2 separate regions of the Homo sapiens genome follow, and region 1 is linked to region 2. Evidence: read pairs that join two places in POLR2A ChIA-PET (ENCODE). Cell type or tissue: OCI-LY7. All regions are shown on one strand. Each heading gives the region's core, and the rest is flanking DNA. Links, peaks and the distances in the headings are about the cores only. Region 1 overlaps SYT9 (synaptotagmin 9). Region 2 overlaps PPFIBP2 (PPFIB scaffold protein 2).

Region 1 (12,566 bases), core at 2,477-10,476, 290 kb after region 2:
AATATTATCTTCTCATTAGGTTTTCTAAAAACATGAAAATTTAACACTCATTCATGAGAAATATATTTTGCAAGCTATGAATCTTTAATCTGATAAAATATGTCCATCAAACATTCACCAAAGACATCATTCTTAATGATGAAACACTAGAACCATCCCTTTAAGAACAAGACAAGAATACTTGCTTGCCCCATTTCTGTAGAATATTGTACAGGAGGACCTAACAGTGCCCTACTTAAGAAAAATAATAATCAGCTGGAAGATTAAAAAGGAAGAAAAATTGTGTTACGTTGAAAATGACAATCGTTATGAGAATCTGCAAACTAATTTAATAACCAAATATAAAAATTTCCTGGATATAAAATCAATTTTCAAAAACCAATAGCATTTTTATTCACCAGCCAAAAAAACCATAACTTTAAAAGAAGACAATGTCTATGCTAGCATCTAAAACTATATTGTACTGATAAATAAATCTAAAAAAACTTATGATTTTAAGAAGACCATTATTATGACCCCTCTATAAAACAGTATTCGTCGTTCTTTAACCCTTTCTATACCATTTTCGTCTTCGCAGTACTCATCACCTCTTAACATGTATATTTTTTGTAATTATTTGTTTCTCCCACTTTTATACTTTTTTAGAGTATAAAGTCCTAAAAGCCAGTGTTTTTTCTGCTTTTATTCTCCGCTGCTTAACAGTTTCTAGAATAATTTCTGGCACATATTATGGCTCAATAAATATTTTTGAATGACTTAATGAGCACTTAAATCAATGGAGAAATAAATTATGTCTATAGATAAAGTCAATATTATAAAGATGTAAATTCTAGTCGAATTAATATATAAATGCAATGCAGTTTTTAAAATAAAAATGGTTACATTGGTTTTCATAGAGCTGGATAACCTGATTCTAAAATTCTAAGGGAATAATGAAGGGCTAAGAATAATCAATCCATGTAAGAGGGAGGAGAGGAAAGTTGAGTAGGAAATTTGTGCTGGGAGTTGAGTGAGAGGTGATTCATGGTAGCAGGTTCAACAATTACTAATATAATTAGTATTATATTGATGCAATTGATGGAATATAAACTGATGGAACAAAAAAGAATGCCCAGAGAAAAACAAATGCATATATGGAAGCTTACTTCACACTGCTTTGCTATCTTTAGGATTCTCTCAGAGAAGCTGGGGCCCAATTACTATCGGTTCATCTGCATTACCATCTTTGAGGAGACATTTAGTAATACCCACACTGGTTTTGAAGACCAGTGTAAAATTAATATTATTTTTGTCTTATGCTTTATTTGTATTATATTTTTCCAAACACCAGATATTGGCTCTCTTTTGCTATTCTATCAAGGTAAGATGATATTAACATAGTCCTTGACAATTTCCCAAGACACTGTCTTTTTTACATAATAGGTAAAGGGTTATTTTTTAGATGCAAATAGGATCATATCACTTTCCTCCTAAAAATCCTTCGGTAGGTTTCCATGGTGGTTTAGGGGAAAAAAATCTCAAATACTTAACATGGCTTGATTTTTCATCACGAAATTCTCTTTGAACAACTTCTCTTTGATCCTCTTCTTCTGGTACTTTCTATTCACACCTTAGCCTCACCATAAATGCTAGTTCTTTGGGAAAACTTTCCCTGACTCTTCATACCAGATTTTACCCCTTTGGTTCAGGTTCCTTGAGTATCTTGTATTTTTTCTTGCATTACTTCTCACTATTTTAATTAAATAACAATCTGTGTAATCATTTGCTTACGGTCCACCATTCTCCTAGCTGAAACACCATGAAGGTAGGGAACCTGGAACATAGCAGTGCAGTGCCTGGCACACAGTAACAGTTTAGTGTAGAATTGTAGAATGCATAAATTTGCATGTTTAATGTTACAATATGACTAGAAAAAAGTGAAATAAAAAATAACTATATTCCAAATAATAGAACCTGTAAGTGAAGCTTCTATTACTGATGATCAAAATTACTTTTAATTGCATCTACTGTAAAATGTGACAGTTGTCTCCAAAGGACTCATAAGGTTCAAAAAGTGGCTTTTGTTACTATCTCCAATGTTCTCAAGTCAGATGTTTAAGTTATTAAATCACAAAAGGAAAGGAGCATCAGTGGAGTACAGAAAAGTAATGTGCAGCAGGGTGTCTTCTCCTCCTTCTTCCCTCCCTGGAGGGCTCGCACTGCAGGGAGTCAAAGGAAGGTTGGGAGGAAGAAAACAGAACCAGCAGAAGGGGCAAAGCCCCCAAGCCAGGCACAGGTTGCTAAGGCTACAGCCTTGATGTTAATTGCTCATAATTTAGAACACTGAAATACAGGAGTAGTCATTTCACCCAAGGGACAATGTGGATGCTGAATGTCCGCATTTCAAAGAAGGTATTGAAATTAAATTTTGAGAACTAGTAAAACGACTCAAGTTTGAAAGCACAAATGGTAGACTCATCAGTCTTTCCAATTAGCTTCTTGGAACTGCTTCTTCCATCCTTTGATGGGATCATCACCGTTTTTTGACTGTAACTACAGTGACCAATCTCAGCTCCTGGACAGGCTCAAATACATTATCAGTTGTATCATCCTAGACCTGAAACAGATCATGAGCAGAAAAGAAACTATCATCCCTTTGGAATGATTTAGGATTGATTCCCAAATGAAAGCAAAGGAAAATGCTTGAGTGTGACCAATTAGATTCATATAGGAAACATCTCATGAGCTCCAACTTTGTGCAAGGCCCTGGGCCAGGCTCACTGTGGTAGACACAAGACAATCAGGAAGGGACTGGGCCACCAATGAGCTCCTGGTATATTTGGGAGCAAAGACACAGCATGAGAAATGCAAGCAGTACAACTGTGGATCAGTTATTAGAATCGTGGACCTCCAATTCCAGCTCCAGGTGACATTGAACAAGTTCCACTTAACCTTGATAAGACTTCCTTTCTGTCTATATATCATTTGACCAGATGATCTCTAAGGTGAGTTCCATCAATCCCACTGCCAATCCTTCTCTTTCACTTCGCAATAGCATATAAGTGATGTCTCAAGGACAGTAGCTGAGTATTTGTTTAACTGTCTACTCAATGGATCAGACAATAACTGCAGTAGAAGCTTATGGAAGAAGGTGGGGTAACCTGCATCACATACATGCTTTTGTTCCTTCTAGCTGAGGAAGGCAGGAAAGGATTTAAGGAGAAGGTGAGATTTGAGTTGAGGCCAGAAAGATCAACAGAAGAGATACTAGGAGAAGAGTGTTAAGGTAATTCCAACAGCATTTCCCTAATATTTTGTGTTGTGGTAAACACAGGAAGCCACATCTGGTGCACACTGGGGTAACCCCACCAGGTGAGAAGGTAAGGCTAGGGGGTAAAGAGAGCCCACCTGGCCTCCCACAAAGCTGAGGGGAAATTTGTATCTCAGCATACCTGTAGGTCATTAGTGGCACACCTGTGTCCTGCAGCTGGCACTTGTGCCTGCTGGGAAACTCCCATCTAGGAGTCCGATAGCAGGAAAGAGCATTCTGCCTTTTTCAGATTTCTGGTGGAGTCAGGTGTAGAAGTGTGTGAGAAGAGTTGCAGGGAGAAAACCTATGGAAACGTACTTTTATCTTGGTTGTCGACCTTGAAGAAATAATAATTAATGTGTATCGAAAATCCCTTCTCTATTACAGGTACTAGTCCAAGCCATAATTCATTTTTTTTAACAACTTCATAGGTAAATTCAGGTGTTAATATCTTTAGGAGAAACTGAGGCATAGGGAGAAATGGTACCATAGCATCTGTGGAGGGGTAGCCTGGGAGAGTATTCCTGAGAGGCAATGCCATCACTGTGTGAAAGGCAATATCACTGTGCTTGGGAAGGTGATAGTGCCAAGTTAGATGACAGATATATTTCAACTGCCCCTGCACTCCAAAAGCTGACACTTCCAGCCTAAGAACAAACTGTAAAGCATCAAGTTGGGCCCAGTACATAAGAAGCTTCTTGCAATGAAGTAGCAGTGCATTATGCTGTAGAAAGAACAGAGAAGCACACAATCAGCAGACAGCATGGGAAAGTAGAACCTGGAATTACTCAATCTACTTAGGAGCTTTTCAGAACTGAGGAGGGGTCACATGTCAGATTAAAGGAAGGAAGTCCAAGCCTCAGGGCCTGGGTTTCAACAGGAAAAGCCCTGGTGCAGCATCCCTCAGTGTATGTTCCCTACCTCAGGCCTGTTTGTGAGGCAAGCGAGGGTAGGTGACAAGACTAGAGAAAAAAACAGATGTTGGTTCTGCCAGGATTTGGACCATCACATTCACCATGGCCTAAGCCCACTCAGAATTGTCTATAGATAAGTTTCATACTTTATCATAAGACTGATGGTGAGCCAATGAAGTGCTCTAAGCAAGTGAGTGATGTGATTTTTATGTGGATCACTATGGCTGGAGTATAGGTGATGGACCAGAAAGGAGACAAGGGGGTAGCTTAGATCAGTTGTGTCCAAAGAGGATTCATATGCCCCAGAGGTGTGCAATGTGGTGCTCTGAAGTTTGTTATTTTAAAAATAAAATAAAGTCTACTCAAAGTGAACATAAAGATGGACACAGGTACCCTCTTTTAATTCCAATCAAATCATTATTTGAAATGTAATTTAAATTTCAATCATTACTATTAATGATTCACCATATTTGGTTCATATTGTTACTTCAGATATTTGCTAATTGTAGTATAAAGCCATTACAATCAAGATAGTTCAAAGACAATATTTCAAATATACAATATTTCATCTTTATCTTAGTAAAATTTTGTGTATGTTTTTAATGTGTTCATGAAAACTAGTCAAATAATACATGAATATAATTGATAAACAAGAAAATATACATATACTGGCAGTCAGTGCATGCTCAAAATTTTTTATGAATAGAAGTGCAGTGAATCAGTCCGGACCCATTCAGGAGAGAAACCATCCAGTAATTCAAACAGGGAAAGCTTAATATAAATAAATACTATAACAGAGGATCGAACTAATGAAGGATTGGCTAGCAAGAAGTACAATGAACTCTAAAAACTATAGGATTAGCAGATATGAGGAGCAGAGCACTCAAGGAAGAGATCCTCCCTGCCCTCAAGGCTGAAACACAGACCTTGTTGGAGAGGGCACAGCCATCACTCACTGAATGGCAGAGAAGTCAATGTGGTACTGCACCAGTAGAACTTACCGGAAATCTGCCATCTAGGTGCTAGGAAAAGCTGTTCATGGGAAGGTGTCTCGCCAAGGGGGTTCCTGGGGAAGCTGCTGCCCACTGGGTGCTGCTGATTGCTATATGCTGCAGGGGCTGAGTGCCGGAGAGGCCATGGGTGTTGTGGAGCCTTGCACTGAAGCTGCTGCCCATATTGCAGGAAAGTGGTTCCTGGGGGCTGGAGGAAGTGTGCCTCCCTGCAGAAGCCTCAGGGGAGGACACCAGAGCTAGGAAGAAAAAAACCCCGTTCCTCTTGCAATGCCTCTCCTGTGCCCTCTGCTGACAGAGCTTAACATTGTTCTGGGTGGTAAAAGGAAATATATTTAAAGGTCCCAACTTGACTTTTCCAGAGCAGAAAATGAAGGGTGAATTTGAAGCTGAAAGAAAATAACTTTGTAACTGGCACATGCACATCAAAAAATTGGGGGGCACATACCCCATATATGTATATTTACTTACTTACAAGTTTTATACGTGTATAGAATTCTAACATTATGTGTGTAATAAACATACAAAAGAGAAATAACAAAGATGAGAAAATATAAATAGAAGTCCTACTATTTTATTCTTGCACCCTAGTGTATGTCATCTCACACCCCACTTTTAAGATCACTGCACGCAGTCAAGACCTTCAGGGACCAGTACCAAATGGCTTACTCTTTGATGCCTTTCTCGTCTTCCTAGCTCACAGTAATCTCTGTGTATTTCACATGTTTGTATGCATCCTGCTCTGTGTTGCTACTTCAGCTTTTCATAGGTGTGTCTCATCTTCCATAACAAGTGCAGGGGAGCACATGTCATATTATTTTGTACTATTCTTCACGGGGCTAGGCATAAATTACACAGTCATCAGAGACCTGTTAGTTCACTGAGTATTCTTAAATAACATCAATATTTACCTTAACGCTTCACTTCTGTTATTCAGATCATAACCATCGAGAAGCATCATATATTTCTGAACTTTAAACTGTAGATCTAGGTCTTATTGTCATCCAGGGATAGTAGGCAAGTGAGTAATAAAGTGCATTCGTTGATTTCAGTATTGAATATCTGCTGCACAACTTTCTGACTAGTCTACATAAACCCTCTGTCAAGCCCAGTGTAGATATTGGGGACAGGTGTGCAAACCCAGCGGCTTTGCTGGAGAGACATTTATCTCCTCTCCATCTCTGATGTGCCTAGACATCAACTGAATACAAACTCCTGAGATTCTAACCTAATATGAGTTTATGCTTCTTCAAGAAGGAAAACGCCTACTTTCTTAAAATTCATTTATGTCAGAAGTCAGTCTGAGGCAGATTGAGCTACACTGGGTAAATTCTCACAGCACTTCACAAACACATATATTTCCCAAGCCCCTCAGGGATGTTCAGTTATCTGCTGAGCTAGTTGGGATTTGACTAAATAGCCACACAATTGCTCACCATCTGGGCCATCCTCAGACCTAGACCTGCAAAGAAAAGGAAGGTCTGTTGGTCCCTCTGTGCCCTCCCACTCCCATCCTGTTCCCACCACTCCTGTAGAGTTTTTTTTCCTGGAAAACACATTTGCAAGCCAATCACCACCAGCTCACCCATACAACAGACTCTGAAATAGAGTGGTTGGTTACTCATTAATTTTTCCTTCCTTTCTCCTTACTCTCAGGCCTGAGTGTCACACTCCTGGTGATGTCTGTAAAATAGAATCTTCCCAGCCCTGGGGATTCAAATACCAGCATATCTTTCAAGTAAACTCACAATTTGAGGATATTTTGCTTGCTAGAGAAGCAAAATGTTGACAAAACATGGCTTAGTCTCATCTCAAGTTTCTACTTCCATCTTCAGAATCGATGAGGATGCTGGAAAGTGCATCATTAATCCCATTGCATCATCTTATTGAAGATGCTGGTGTGGTGTTTACAAAAGGAGATGCTTTCTTTCCCCATAAAATCAATGATGACAGGGTAAGGCTCTGGGCAGGGAATGAGCAGTCTGGAGCTCCAGTCCGACATACAGCTCCCACACAAGGAGTCCGTAACTCAGCGGCTGCTCTCAAAAGTGGGCCAGCACTGCCACTGCATCCTACATTAGGTGGCTGCCATCGGACAGGCTGCCCAAAGCCTCAGGGCCCTCTTGCACTGACTGTGGGAGCTTGACCCTGGCTAGCCACATCCCTGGTCAATTAGCATGAATGACAGATGCTTAAAAATATAACCACTGCCCCAAACGACATTCAGATAATACTCTTCTTATATAAAGACCGAGGGAATTACTGGGCTTTCAGTTTCTTTCCCCACCAAAGTTCATGATACTTAACCATTAAGAAACAGGCAATATATACCACTTCATCTTTTTCAAGGAGGTTAAAAAAATCATTAAAGATAATTTTTTAAAACCCTAGTTATTTATGTAGGACCAGGACTTTATTAGCTGGCCGCTTTGATCTTGACTTTTTTTAAGACAAAATCATGACATCATTTAAAAAATCACTGGTTTTGTTACCCTGATACTTACTTCACGCCTAATCTCACTCCATAAGTGACCATCCCTCACACATAGGTTGAGAGTGAGCAATGGGATCAGGGTCAAGAATCCACTATAAATAATTGTTTTACACATTTAGAAATGTTTTTAAAGCTAAACATTTATCTGTTTGCTTTTAGATAGTGTCAAAATGCAAGTAGCATTTATTTTCTCTCTCTTTCTACATCACGTCTTCTGGAAAAATCATGCTCTCAGGTTGAAAGTTGGTGGTGGTGGCAATAGCAATGCCAGTCACCAAAGAAGGAGCTGTGGCAGTGGGCATTGAGAGGAGAAGAGATTGGACCTGAAAGAAAAGAGAATGAGCTCTAACATAAGCCTTGAGATATGGAAGATGAAGGAAAGTGAGCCCAGGCCCCAGGGCTGCATTTTGAGGTGTGTATCTATGAGGCAGAAGTAGGCTGAGACATAGGAAAGAGGGGATAAAAACTTGTGGCCTGCAGGACAGATCAATGCACGTAGGCAGCTCAGGTAGGAGGTGACTTTGGCCATTCTTCAAACTGATGTTATTTAAATATCTGTTCAGTGTTTATGAGAAGTTGGCTGCTCTGATGGGTAGACAAAGAGGGTTGTTGGAGACAGTGCTAGTCTTTCCTTTACCACCCAAATAGCTCAAGCCTGAAGCCTGCATTTGCCTGGACCTACACCTTCAGAAGACATATTAGTGAGCATCTACTGCAACTTGAGCTATTTGGGAATGTCATCACTTCTTCAGGTATTATTTCCAACCATATGTAATGTTCTTCTAGAAAGTTATACAGATTAATAGGTTCCTCCACCTCAATGTTTTAGTACCCTTTATTGATTAGTTCTCTGGAAATCTGTCCGGCCAGCCTGATCCTTATTCAGCCTCTGATGTATCATCTATTCAGCAAAAACTATATTGACCCATGAGGCATCCTCGGTGGGTCCCCCCCTGGCATGAGTGACTCACAGGGTGGAGTGTGATGAAAGCAGCAGAATGCCAGTGTCTCTGAAGTGTACTGGATTCAAATCATGATACAAACTCATTTTTATTCTAGAGTTGATGGAAGCATTGTTCAGGACCTATTTTTTTACCAAGATGGATATTTTGAAGTGTAGTATAATCGGGAAAACTGAGTTTTGGAACACAGGCTTCAAATAGACTTACATTTAAATGCTATCTCACCTTTATCACTTGTGTGGCCTTAGGCGAGTAATGAACCCTTCTATACCTCATTTTCCTATTCTGTCATATGGGCATAATAGCTATTTCACTTCTGTGAAAATTAAGTGGAAAACACACTAGAACTGGGGTCTGGCATATAGGCAATGTGCATGGATTTGTTGGGACAGACGTTGGTAGGGTGATAGGCCTGGGCTCTGGGAAGCTGAGGGAAACCCAGCCCTTGCTGTATGGAGTCTCTGCTAAGATGAGTAGGTGGCCCCTGTAGGAACATGACCCCTGCCCGCAGCCCACCTCAACTGGCTGGAGGCAGGGGCAACTCTGTGCATTTGGGCCTGCGCCTTTCTCTGTTGTCTCCAAGTCTTATTTGCACTCTGGTAGAGAGTTTTCATGGTGTGTGTGTGTGTGTGTGTGTGTGTTTGTATATTTTTTATTGTGGTAAAATGTACATCATAAAATTTATCATTTTAACCATGTGTAAGTATACAGTTCAGTGGCTATTAAGTACATTCACAGTGTTGTGCAACCATCTCTACTGTCTATTCCAGAATGCTGGCATCACCCCAACTAGACACTCTGTATCCATTAAACAATTTCCCCTCCCCCCAGTCCCCGGCAATGCTCGTGGAGTTCTTTAATCCCCAGTAAAGAGAGTAAGTGGCTCTGACAGTGAGCAGGAGCCCACTTGAAATCTCCTATTCCAAACCTACCTCTGAGTTTTATGACTCATTTGGAAGCCACTCCCTAAAAGCTGCGGGGAGCTCAAAAGCACATCTGGATGTGTGGCCCCTCTGCCTGACAGCCCAGCAGTACAGCCATCTTCCCACCCCCAGCCCGCCTAGCTGTGGCCCTGCAACCTCCTCAGCGTGAGGAGTTCAGCTTTCTTTTCTTTCTCCAGAACCAGTCACACCTCCCTCAGCTATTTCTGTAACTGCTAGAATGGAGAAATACACAGAGCAGAGACAGGATACGGGTCTGATGCCCATGACTGGATATGAAATCTAAGAGACAGTAAAAGAAAAACCCATTTTAAAAAGGGATCAGCTCAATTCCTAAAATCCACCCATCCGCACTTTGAAAATACAAAAAAAAAAAAAAAAAAAAAAAAAAAAAGGAGGTCTGATGGCTCTGATACCTGGAAGGGATTAAATGCTAAAGATAGCCTGAGGCATTGAGAATGCTGAGGGAGTGCTCAGTTCATGAAGCTGAGGGCAGTAAAATCTGGTATTAAATGCTAACAAGAGAGGAGTTCTTACAGAATGTTCAGTATCTGTGAGTCACTGGGACCTTCCTCCATTAAACGTGAAGCAATATTCTTTAATATCAGCAGGATTACAGATCTTACTGTCCAACCCAGTGTGTTAAGAAAGCACTATATGCCCAGTAAAGGATGCAAACTGACCCGAAATGATGGAAATGAACGATGGATTAGATTCTCTAATGCCTCCCTGTTTTGAGTGAAGCCATGCTGATGGCCAGGTGACATTTGCAGGGCCATCTGGTGACATTTCTTTTTGGGAACAGATTAATAGAGACTGAGGAGGGGGGTAGAGTTGGTACAGGGACCAACACAAGATTTTCAGGTGGCTTCCTGGAGTTGTATATGTCTTTGAAGGGGGAGGTCCTGTAGTTTTTCTAGGAGAATGTGGCCAAACCATAATTGTTAAACATTGCATGACCTGATGGGGGACTCCCTCTGTGCAGAAAGAGTTCCTTTAAATTCTGAAAGCATGAATTAATATAAAATCCAAGTATTCAGGAAAGTCCCTTGTTAGAAAAGGATGTCTCCCCCTTCCCCTCACTCCTCCAGGAACAGAGGGAAATAAATGTAGCTAGAGCAGAGTCGCTGTTTCACGGAATTGCTTCCTGCTCTGATGCCACAGACTTAGCCTTCTGCCAGCCTGTGGTTTCCTCCTTCAGTTTCCATGGGCATTCTAGTGCTAGCACGGAGCCTGTCTGTTGAAAGAACAAATGCTTCAGGAGGCCTGAGACCACTCTTTCACGCTCTGTCCTCACTCAGTTCTTGATCCCTGTCTCAATCTGGCAGACACCAAAATTCCTTGTCCTGCTTCCCACTCCCTCAAAAAGCTGCTGGCCAAGGCTGTTGTGAAACAAGAGGAAACCTTTTCCTCTAGGCACAAGTAGAAGCACATATCCACAATCTTCCTGACTCCCCAGTTCCCACAGCATGCTTATTTGACAGCTGCCAGCCCCAAGATCCCTGAAGCTGCATATGAAACTTCCCCATGCTTTGATGGAAATAGTTCGGCTGGGCGCAGTGGCTCACATCTCTAATCCCAGCACTTTGGGAGGCTGAGGTGGGTGGATCGCCTGAGGTCAGGAGTTCGAGACCAGCCTGGCCAACATGGTAGAACCCCGTCTCCACTAAAAATACAAAAAAAATTAGCCGGGTACAGTGGCAGTTGCCCATAATCCCAGCTACTTGGGAGGCTGAGGCAAGAGAGTCGCTTGAACCTGGGAGGCAGAGGTTGCAGTGAGCTGAGATCGTGCCATCGCACTCCAGCCTGGGGGACAAGCGTGAGACTTCATCTCAAAAAAAAAAAATATTTTGATGAAAACGGTTTGAAAGCAGTATTGGTTAATTGATAAGTCCCAGCTTCTCTTCTGGGTACGCTGACTGTGACCCCTCAGCCTCCAAAGAGAGAAGACAGACAAGCTTCCTTTGAAGGCTGTGCTCTGCATTTTGGCTTGTTCAGGGATGCCTGGCTAGCAGGGAAGCCCTGATCTCAGCAAACATGGACAAAGGGAATGAAGCCCTGTTCAGGAACAGGGGCCCCACCCACCTGCAGAAATGGTCCTTTGAGACAAAACTTTGTGTTTAGTTTCCTTACTTAAACAAATTACAGCAAAGAAGCAGGCAAAATAGTGTCACAACCATATAAAAATTGCAAGTGAAGAACCATGGACAGAGATTATACAGGAAAGATATATCAAACTTTAACAGTGGTTACTTTAGGGCAGAGGGACTATAGGTGACTTTGTATCAGAATTATCTACTCTTCTGTTTTCATTCAAGTTTTCTGTATTGAGCAGACAGATTACATAATCAAGGAAAATCCAGCAAATTATTTTTGAAAAGTAAAACATTTTAAAATTTAAAAGGGACGCAAGTTGAAGTGAGACTGATTTTGTAGTTACTATAAAAGAAATCATCAGAGCAGTACACGCCAAAAGACCACAAGCTCCCTGAAGGCAGAGGCTCTTCCATATGCTCAGTACACAGCCCTGTTTCTTCCCTCCCAGAGAAGACAGAGACATCAGAAGGGCTACACTTGACTTCTTACCTTTGGATTCATAAATGTATTTGCACTTGCATTGGCCTCTCCCTCCCACTGCAACATGGGAAGAAGAGTTTTATCAAAAGCAAATCCGCCAACTCTGTTCTGGGTCCCATCCATTCGTGCCATCCGATGGGGTCTCAGCCACAGGAACCCCCTCTGCTGCTCATCCTCTCTTTCTTGCATCTCCAGGCTTCCCCACTACTGGCTCTTAGCTGTCAGTATTTAAATAATCTGTTTTCTCCCATTTTGAAAAATTCCTTCCCAATTTCAGTCCTCCTCTTCCCTTTTGCAGCCAAATGTGCCACGGAGCTATTTAAACATGCTGCCTCCTGTTCCTGTCATTTGCTTTCCAGTCTACTCTGTTCTGGCTTTG
Region 2 (9,595 bases), core at 1,239-9,238:
GTGGGATCCAGCCATGTGGCTCTAGAGCCTGTTTGCCTTAAACATTATACTTTACTGCCTTTTTCTCAAAAATAGTAACTCATAATAAACTCACAAACTATAATAATTCCTAAATGGATTATTCAAAGTTTTTAAAAATCACAGAAAAAAATTTAAAACAAAATGATGAAAGAATTCACAAAGTGGATGAACCTAATTCTATATAAACATAAAAATTCCATGTATCAAAGTATCAGAAGCAAAAGTAAAATTCTGCTACAAACCTAAAAATACTTTGTCACAATTACTAGACATGACTTAATATCTTAATAGAGAACAGTTAGAAATCTATAAGAAATACAATAATAATAATGAACAAAAATGCAGATAATTCACAAAAGAATTAAAAGGACAAACATGAAAACTAAATTACCAATAAAAAGGAAATTTGGAGGTTCATAAAAGTAGAAAACTTTGAAAAAGAAAAATTTAACTACTCAATGCTGACAAGGATGTGGGTGTAATAGGCGCACTCTGTCCAGCAGTGCTGACTGGAATGTAACTCTGTAAAACTTTACCTGGGAGAAGAAAGAAAATAAAATGTGTTCATCCATAATCTGAGAGAGAGTGCCTACACAATGTTATCAAATATCATATTTAAAAAAAAATCAATTGTTTTATTGAACAAAAAAAGGTTGGGGCTGGAGGCTTTCAGTATCAAAGTACTTTTCCTAAAGAATACTAGCAACAACAGTTTTAAAGCTACACCTAAATATTAATATCTAGAAATTATAAATATCACCAGAGGACATTAACATATATCAATTTCTAGTTAAGAGTCACAAGGCCTTTCTTTTCCACGAGCAAATTCATTTTGCACCATTACGATAAACATAACAATCTCATCAGGACTTCTTCATACGTCTTCCCTTTCTCATCCACTGTTACGGTTCATAAAGCACAAAGACATTTGAACAAAGCAGCCTGTGGCTGGAACTGCAGTTTTTTCCTTTGGCAAAGAAAGCTACTGACCCTGGTCACCCCATACCCTAAAGTGACTGTCAGAATACAGATAGCTCCCTAACCATGCTCTCCTACTCTAGGGACAATGCTGAGGGGTCTTAGGAAAGTTTTTATACCCTGACCCAATGATTCCCCTTCTAGAGTCAATCCTTCAAGAACTAGCCAGAATTAAAACAAAGATCAATCATTCAAGCTTACTATAGCTTGATTTTTTTTCAGCTCAGATAAATCAGAAACAACAGTAATGTCTACATTGAGAAAATTGCCAAGTAAATTAGAATATCTAATTATTGAATATACAGGTAAAGCTTTCCCTGGCTCACTTTCTAAGGGCTCTGAATTGGTCTCTGACTTACTTAGACTATGTCCTTAGATTCTCTAGCCTCTAAAAGCTAATGGTCTACACATTCTCATGCTTCTTTTCAAGCTTCCTGGAGTCTGGGGATACTCATCGAAGAATAAATGGATCTGGAAAGGTCCCAGGTCTCATGCACGAGGAGGACCTGGTAAGACTAGAAACCTGTTTGGCAAGCCAGGGAAGTGCAGTATCATATCCATGTGCAAAATAAGCTAAGACTCCCTTCCGCAGGGGATGCAGGTCTGCAAACAATATGATGCATTTAGGGAAATGCTTTTCTTCCTTAATTGGAATCTAGACTATATTATTTCTGAGAACGGACATCTGAATGATACATATCATAACCAGTAATTACCTGTACTCTGCATTGGTATATGGCAATCTTGAGGTGACTAAACTGAAGAGAGTTACAGCTTACTTTTTGCCTTTTGGTTAGATATAAAATGTCACATTCCAATCCTGTGGAAGACCTCCAGGAGTACTGATCTTGGCTGAGTAACTCAGAACTTAGGAGATATTGTGCTGGAAATGACGTACTGTAGGGACTGCTTGACTGGGGAAGAGAATATGGAAAGGGGTTTCCGCAAAACACAGGAGTAAAGATTCACCCATGCAGGTTTGAAGGGAGATACTTCTTTTTCAGAGCAGGGAGATCAAAGGAAAGTGGGTCAAGCCTTACCTTTTCTGTCCCTTGGAGTCCCTGGTCCTAGAGAGTCTTGGCCCTGCGGTTGCCCGGAGCCCACCTCGTCGAAACTCTGCCATCCCCAGCGTGTCAGTGTAGAAATTTCCTGACTGAGTTCTTCGGATTCTGCATGGAGAAGAATCCATGGAGACGGTCATGGAATAGTCAGAAAGCCTACAGTCACTGTGCTTCCTCTTTTGCAAGGCCATGCAGGCCAGCACAGGGACTCTCGGCAGCACTGCTTCTCCGTACCTTCCCAGAGATCAAGGATCACAACCTGTCGCAGCTCCTTGGCCAGACTCAAGCCTCAATTCGGATCCTGCCTCTGGGATTTGGTCACTTGCCATAGAAGTCAAAGCAAAGTTTGATGCCTTGTAGGAGGCCCCAGTTTCTGCCTCATGTCACAAAGTGGATCAGTTGGGCCAGCAAGTACTTGGCTTTCAAAGGTTTTTCAAAGATTTCTTAAAACAGACTGACTCCTAAGAAGGGAGAATACAGTCTCATCTGTGTCTGTGCCAGATCCAATGTAATATAAGCTGCAGAGATTATGTTCAGGGTGTGTGGAATGGGTGGGTGCTTAGGATGCATGACATGAAAGGCAACTGGATATATTCAATGGGTGTCTTTCATACTTCTCCTTCTCTTGGCCCTGGAAAATATCTCAGATTCTTCTCTTTGAACATGAACACTCTGTTTTGACTGCTGTTTCAGTGTCTATTGGACCAGGGGCTTACATAGACTCTTTGCCCAATCAAAAAGAAAAATTCTAAGCAATATAATTAGGATCAACGGCACCAACTTACTTTCCCCAGAACTTCTTAATGCCTTTGGGATTCCGTTTACCATCTGGTGTCAGAGGAGACTGAGGACCTGATTCAGTGCCCGATGATGTGGATGAGAGGTCATTGACCACAGCAGTGTCGTCCCAGCCACTTTCTGTGTCTCCTGAGATTGGAAGAAGGCAATGAATGTGAATGTAAGGATGTGACCCCTGGAACCCTTCTTCCCCAAGCCTGGGCCCTCCCCTTCAGTGGGAGTCCAGAGAATCTGCCCAGTTCTGCCTTCAGGGCAGAACTCCATACCAAGATCCCAGAGACTAGTGGGGACTCCAGGCTTCCTTGCTGAGAAATTAGTGTGCTCAATATTTCAAATCTAGGTGAGCTAATGTCTTTAATTTTAAGGATTTGGGGTCCAAAGTACTTGTGGATTATTCCAACAAGCAGCTTCTTTTTCCTCAGAGGGAGATGCAGGAACGCAGGCAGTAGTGGGTCCCTGGCTGAGTGCTGGTGAAGGGGAGGGTTAGGGTAGGGAAACAAAGGCATTCTCACTCTCCACCTCACCTGGAATGGGTACAGTACCTAATACGGGGGCACTGACACTCCGGCCACGATCTCCAGTGAACCAAGAAGCAGAGAAGCCACATGAAGAAACAAGAGAGGCCAAAGTCCAGCCCAACAGAGTTACGGGGAAGCAAAGAAATAAACAAAAGAGTGTCATCGAGCAAGAGAGAAAAACTCAAACAGAAAGAAAAATAATCCCATGGAGAAGGAGGGGGTGAGTGGTGACTGACACTGAGAAGAGGTTTCATGTGAGGGGACCAAGTGTTCCTGGGGCCCCTTTGTGACAGGCTGAGGTGTCCACACCCAGGGAAAGGAAGGGACAGCAGCAGGGGCTGAATACTCCAGGCCACAGGCAGCTCTTGTGCAGGTGCCTGGGCTCACTCAGCTCAGACTAGAACAATCTGAAGCCATAGTGAGTCCAGTTTGAGTGTCACTAGAACACACTCATTCAAGGGTTTATCTGAAGTTCCTGCAGCCAACGGCAGAGCTGGCCTTCACTAGGCCAATGCATGGGCCAGCTCAGGGAAGAGCTGAGGCTGAGGAGCCTCAGGAAGAACCCTGCCAGGACCAGAATGTTCCCTTCCGGGGCCATTGAATCTTTTGCTGCTGGTGGGGAAAGATGGCTTATTTTGAATGAAAAGCAGCAAAAGCCTCTGTGGTTTCAGGTCTTACGCACCGAAAGGATACCTGCAGACCGACACCCTTGCCCATTGGCCACTGACTTCATTTGCCTAAGGAAATGCTCCCACTTGGAGTGCATGATACCCTCCTACGGGGAATAGGGAAGCTGCAGAGAAGAAGGTGGAGACAGGAGAGAGAAGATCAGAATGACAGAGGAAGGAAGCACCAGGGGCAGGAAGGGTAGAAGGGGGTGTCTGAGAGGAGGGAAAACAATGCTAGGAAGGACAGGAAAGAGTTCGAGAGGAGGAAGAGAAGAAGAGAGGAAATAAGGGTGAAAAGCTGCAGCCGAAAAGAAGTAGGGGATACACACACCCTGGTTTGCTGAGACTGTAGAGTGCTGACCTTAGAAAACAGCTCGCCCAGGGGGAGCCTCTGGGGAGGTGGGACCACCCCAAGGTACAACTTGTTCCAGCCACCCACCCCACCATTCTCCAATTGTGGATTGTGGTGGTAGGTGCAGGGATCTTATACAATCATTGAAAGTGCCAAGGACACTGCTCAGAGGCCACCAGCACCAGGGCTGGACACTCACTCAGCCTCAGCAGGCTGCTCCCCGTGGCGTCAGGCTGGCAGATGGTGGGAGGAGATTTGGCAGCCTCTCCATTGGGCGTGGCTCCTGAAAGCTTCCCAGGTAAAGTGGGATATTTGTGCTCCGCCAAGAAAGGGCTGTCCTATTGGAAGGTGAGAGAAAGAGAGAGATACCGACTTAACTGTCAGCCTCAGTTAGGAAATCCTTGGATACAGAACAACTCCCTGTTTTGCAAGAGCCATTTTTCACATATGGTGACTTGAACACCCCTCAAAGATTATTTAGCTAGTCCGAGAAAGGGGACCAGAGTTCCAAGGAAGGAAGAAACTTTCCCAAGGCCACACAGTAAGACAGGGACAGAGTCAAGTGCAAATCTGGGGCTGACTGAAACTGACTCTAACAGGAAGTGAAGCTGTCTTGCAAAGCGGCCTTTGCTGTCTGGCCTAGTGCTCAGAGACTCAATGAATTAACAGCCGTGAATTACTCTGTAAGCTCTTTGGATATGAAAATTGGCATTCTAATAAAAGCTGCCTAGTGTTTTATCATACATACATACATATATATGTAAAATAACAATCCTGCAAGAGAGGAAACTGAGCTCAGTCTGGTCTGGGCTCCTCTGTTTCCCCCAGATTTGCTTTCCTGTGGTGAGGAGAGAGGTGCTTCTGCTAATTGGAACCCTTACTCAGACCAGAAAAGGGCAGATCTCTGTGAGGGCCTGACCAACTGCATAAATGATATGGATCTTGCCTGAGAGCGGCTATGGTACAGAAGGGAAATTATAGTTTAAATGTGGAGCAAAAGAAGAAAAAATCCCTATATTGTGATCATGGCTTCTTAAAAAACATCATGTTAAGGCAAGCATGAAGATACACACACACCCTTGGGGGAGCTGACAACAAGAAATGGGCCAGAGGACTACATGCCAACAAAGCTCCTTTGGGAACTTAGGATCATAGTCTGCACGAGGTAGAGCCTCAGTGCAGCCAGCTCCATGCTTGGACCCTGGCCATGGAAAGGTCCCAAAGAAACAAGTTGATTAAATGAGGAAGAAGATAGCACTTATTTGGTAAAGAGGCATACAATGGCCTCTCTTAATCTGCAAACCTGAGAGAAACACAGTGGAATGTGCTGTGAAAGTGAGAATAAAAGAAAAGAGAAATTGAAGCAATGTCACTAAAGGAATCAACTGTGGATCACCTGATTAGATCCTGAAGAAAGTAATATAAAAAACAAAACAGATTTCAAACTGGCAAGTCACAACAGTAATGGAAGGCTGCTGTGACTGAGACATCTTATGAAGTTCCATTTAGCTAAAGGCCAAATATCCAATATATTTCCAATTCAATTTGCTTATAAACATATGTCCTAGAAATTGTTTGAGATTCAGTTCATTCATTGAACATTGACTATTAACTCCCCATAAATAGTTCAGAAAGGAGAGATACAGTGAGAGGAAACTGAATTCTGAAAGAACTGGCTGGTGGAGTAGAAGTAACTAGAACCTTCAGAGAGGAAGGCTATGAGATTTTCAAGTTTGTGATGACCCATGAGGTGAAGATTAGACATGATCAGACATACGGTCAAGACCCACAGTTTCCAAGTGGTAGTTCATGTGCCGGCTGCTCTTCATAATTACCTGGAGCACTTGTAAAACAACATGAATTCCCAGTGCCCAGTCCCTGATTCAGTCCCTCTGGAAGCACACCCCAGATGTCTATATTTTTAACAAGGATCTCAGATTATCTCAGATTATACTAATGCAGTCAGACCCAGGAACCACTGACTGTGAGAAGGTAGTGTTCAAAGATGTTAGAGACCTGAAGGGCATGACTCCAAGCTCCCTATTATATACGACATATGGAGGGGGGAAGAGCTCTCAAAAACGTGTTTCTGGTTGCATCATCACGCATGCTCCCTCAAGGCAGGGCAGAGACAGCCAAGGAAGCAAGTGGGCCACCCGGGGAGCTCCCTGAGGAGCTGAGATGCAAGGAGAACACATACCTAACCCAAGGATGGGGTTTAAAAGGCAGCCCCGACCTGTAAGAAAGACAGCAAAAAGGAATCAAGGACAATGGAAAGGGCTCTCTGAGCTCTGCTCAGGCCAAGAATAAGGGCTGGGAAGAAATGACTCACTGATGTGGAAGGCAGTGCAATGTCAAGACGTGACGCAGAGGAAACAAGGATGCTCAACTCCAGTTCTGTTTCTCCTGTCTCCAAAAAGAACAATCCTCCTGGCTGTAGGGGAACAGAAGCCCCAGCCAAGGGAGTAGTGTAGAACTGATTATCCAGCTGCTTTAAATTACAACAGAGAAGCAGCATGCCAGAGTGGAAAGGGCCTAGGCTTTGAGTCAGACCAACTCAGACAGAGCTGTTTCTCTTCCACCTCTCAGGACCTCTGGTCATTTCTAAATGGAGAATAACAATTCCTACCTCAGGTTTGCCAGGAAATAACATATCCACAGGGCCTAGCACACAGCGGACAGTGGATAAGGAGAAGCACAGGAAATATCACATACCCAGGGCCTAAAGAAATAGCAATCTAGAAGAGGAGTCCTTAGACCACGGCAGGCACTGGTCAGACTACATCTAGAATATCACACTCCAAGTCTGGTCCAGGGCAGAACTTGAAGAATACATTGAGAAACTAGCGCTGAGCCTAAGAAGACTAAGTAGCAGCTTAAAAGGCTTGTGATCCATGCACATGAGAAGGTGATGTTCAGCCCAGAGAACAGAGCACTCAGAGAGGGCATGAGGGACTTAAATTCCAGAGCTGTCAGGAGTAGGGGAGATTGACTTTTTCCATGGGCTAGATGTGGAGGGAGAGGATCAGCAGATGCACATTTTAGAGAAGCTCACACAGCTGCAAAAGAATACAAAGGATGTCTTCCAATGAAATGAGCTCTCAGTCACAGAAAGCAAGAGCCAGTTTAAGCAAGGGCCAGACACTACAGTTAGGGATGCTGCAGAAAGATGACTGTGGAGCGGTTCTGCACCTGTGTAGCTATTCTGGGGAGGACGGTGGTGTATGTGGGTGAGAGGGGAGGGTGGTCATGTTGAATAACTGAGGTTGTATAAGATTGTGATTATGGCCAAAACCATGTAAGAATTAATCTTTTAATCTGGAGCATTTTTTTCTTTATAAATAGTTCTACGTTACTTATATTTCTTGGTAATCAAATTGGCGTCTTAAACCTTGAGCCTGTGAGCTGGGTGTGTTTCCAAAGGAGCAGGTGGTCACTTACAGGTGTGCTTTAGAAACACCTGCGAATGACCTCTGTGACGCTGAGGTGGGAGGGGGGACTGCTGAGCGATTTAACAGCTGACGCCATAGGAAGCCTTTCAGTTCACAAAGGGACCACACCAACCCCAGGCTCAAGGGACTGTGTTGCAGAGCACCTGGGCAGGGGAGCAGGCAGAAGACTTTTGCTATACAGTTCAGATGGCCCAAGGAATGGCTGCCCACTTGAAGAACCAACTGCTACAAATATGGAAGAGTAGAGAAGCCCCTTATATAGATGCAGACGTGCAGAAAAGATCTTTCTCTTACGCAGATGTGGAGGAGCAGAGATGCCCCATTTTACCGTGAAAATATAAAATGACCCTCTCAGGCAGAAGTCAGCAAGCAATGAGAAGCTCCATGTTTCATATGGACATGGAGGCAGGGGACAGAGAAGGGAAATGCCATCAGCCTCACAATACATTTTCCATATAATGTTATAAATGGTGGTTGGGTGTGGCTGAAATCATGCTAATTATATGAATCTTCATTTCTTTATGGGCTCAACATTTTGTGCACTGGCCTAAAAACTTAATCCTCTTCCACAACAGGCTTCCCTGGAGAAGATCAGTCCTAATGGAATTTTTATAACATAACTTGTTCATCAAAGCGGGACTGAGTGTACACTTGTGTTTTTTTAACCATGACATATCAGCACAGAAAGGATGAGAGCTGTCACGTTCTTCAGTGTGCTGAGATCGTAGCAATCCCCTTCCCAGTGATTAAATCTAGATTACTTTGTTAAAGATTAATTTCTCTGAGCCTATAAAATGGAGGTGATAATAATAAATCCTGTCCCACAGATAATGATAGCAAAAGCATATTAAATAGCTGAGTGCACATAAAAATAAAATGGGAGAGAAAAGTTGCGTCTTTCCTCTTGCCCTCTTACTCCTTACAGTTGGCACATTTTAAGGTTATGAAAACTATGACTTGCTAAATTAAAATACTAGCAAACAGTGTAACCACAAATAGACGACGGGGCACGAAGTCAATGTACCTTGGGTTCTAACACCGGGAAGGGCTGGTTCCCATCCATACACTATGGAGTAACATGAGGATTTCGTTTATGTGGAGAAAAAGAGACTTGTGTTATTCACAAACAGCAACAACTCAGGACTACCTGTTTGCTTAAATCTGAAAGGCGCATCCCCTCCCTCCACATCTTCATGTCAAGTAATCACCATCCAGGGCAGGAAAGATCCCTGTCCAACTCCATGGACAGATGTCCTGGGCAGCTGCCAGCAACATGACCATGGCAACCGAGAGACACGTGACCATGGGAGCAGAGCCACTGAATGATCCCAGGGCTCCTGCAGACTTCAGCCTTTATGGTTCTCCACTGTATCAACAAGGAGGCTGATGAACATTATTGGAGACCAAGGGATGGTATGCAGCACAGGCTCACTGAAGGGTCTCTATCAGGGCAGGCTCCCTTGGTCTCTAATGACCAAGCTCAAGAGCCTGCTACTGTCCCCTGCAGCATGAGGTCCACCCACATGATCAAGGGCTACTCCTATATAAGGAGCCACAAGACCCTCCTCCATCTTTCCAGACTCTTACAACAGCTCACTCTCCAACATCCTGACGATCCCACATCTTTCCTTGGGATCATCTCCTTTATTCACATTAATTCATCATTAAAAAAATCTATACGATGTCCCCAAGTGCCCCAGGGATATAGGACTAGTAGTCAAGATCTTCCCTGGCTTGATCTGTCTCA

The links. Peaks named below come from ENCODE experiments on the same cell type or tissue, not always from the same donor. Only the 100,000 strongest peaks of a DNase experiment are listed, where the experiment ranks them.
Region 1: POLR2A ChIA-PET joins it to region 2 with 9 read pairs; 1 of 35 experiments calls an interaction of 5 or more read pairs at or near these places.

What each region holds. Positions count from the first base shown.
Region 1 is chr11:7,346,127-7,358,692 of GRCh38, reverse strand. The region is part of intron 3 of SYT9 (synaptotagmin 9); the gene reads right to left. Among named protein-coding and RNA genes, the nearest start is that of SYT9, 100 kb to the right of the region's middle. In OCI-LY7, for the core only: a CTCF peak has its summit at 5,502 (motif pointing left); a DNase peak (open chromatin) is centred at 5,482.
Region 2 is chr11:7,634,871-7,644,465 of GRCh38, reverse strand. PPFIBP2 (PPFIB scaffold protein 2) reads right to left here. Exons shown (of 24, transcript NM_003621.5): 14 at 8,873-8,914; 15 at 4,596-4,734; 16 at 2,846-2,987; 17 at 2,040-2,168. Among named protein-coding and RNA genes, the nearest start is that of CYB5R2, 34 kb to the left of the region's middle. RefSeq lists an enhancer at 4,933-5,062. In OCI-LY7, for the core only: no CTCF peak of the experiment used is centred there; a DNase peak (open chromatin) is centred at 5,025; H3K27ac peaks cover 954 bases.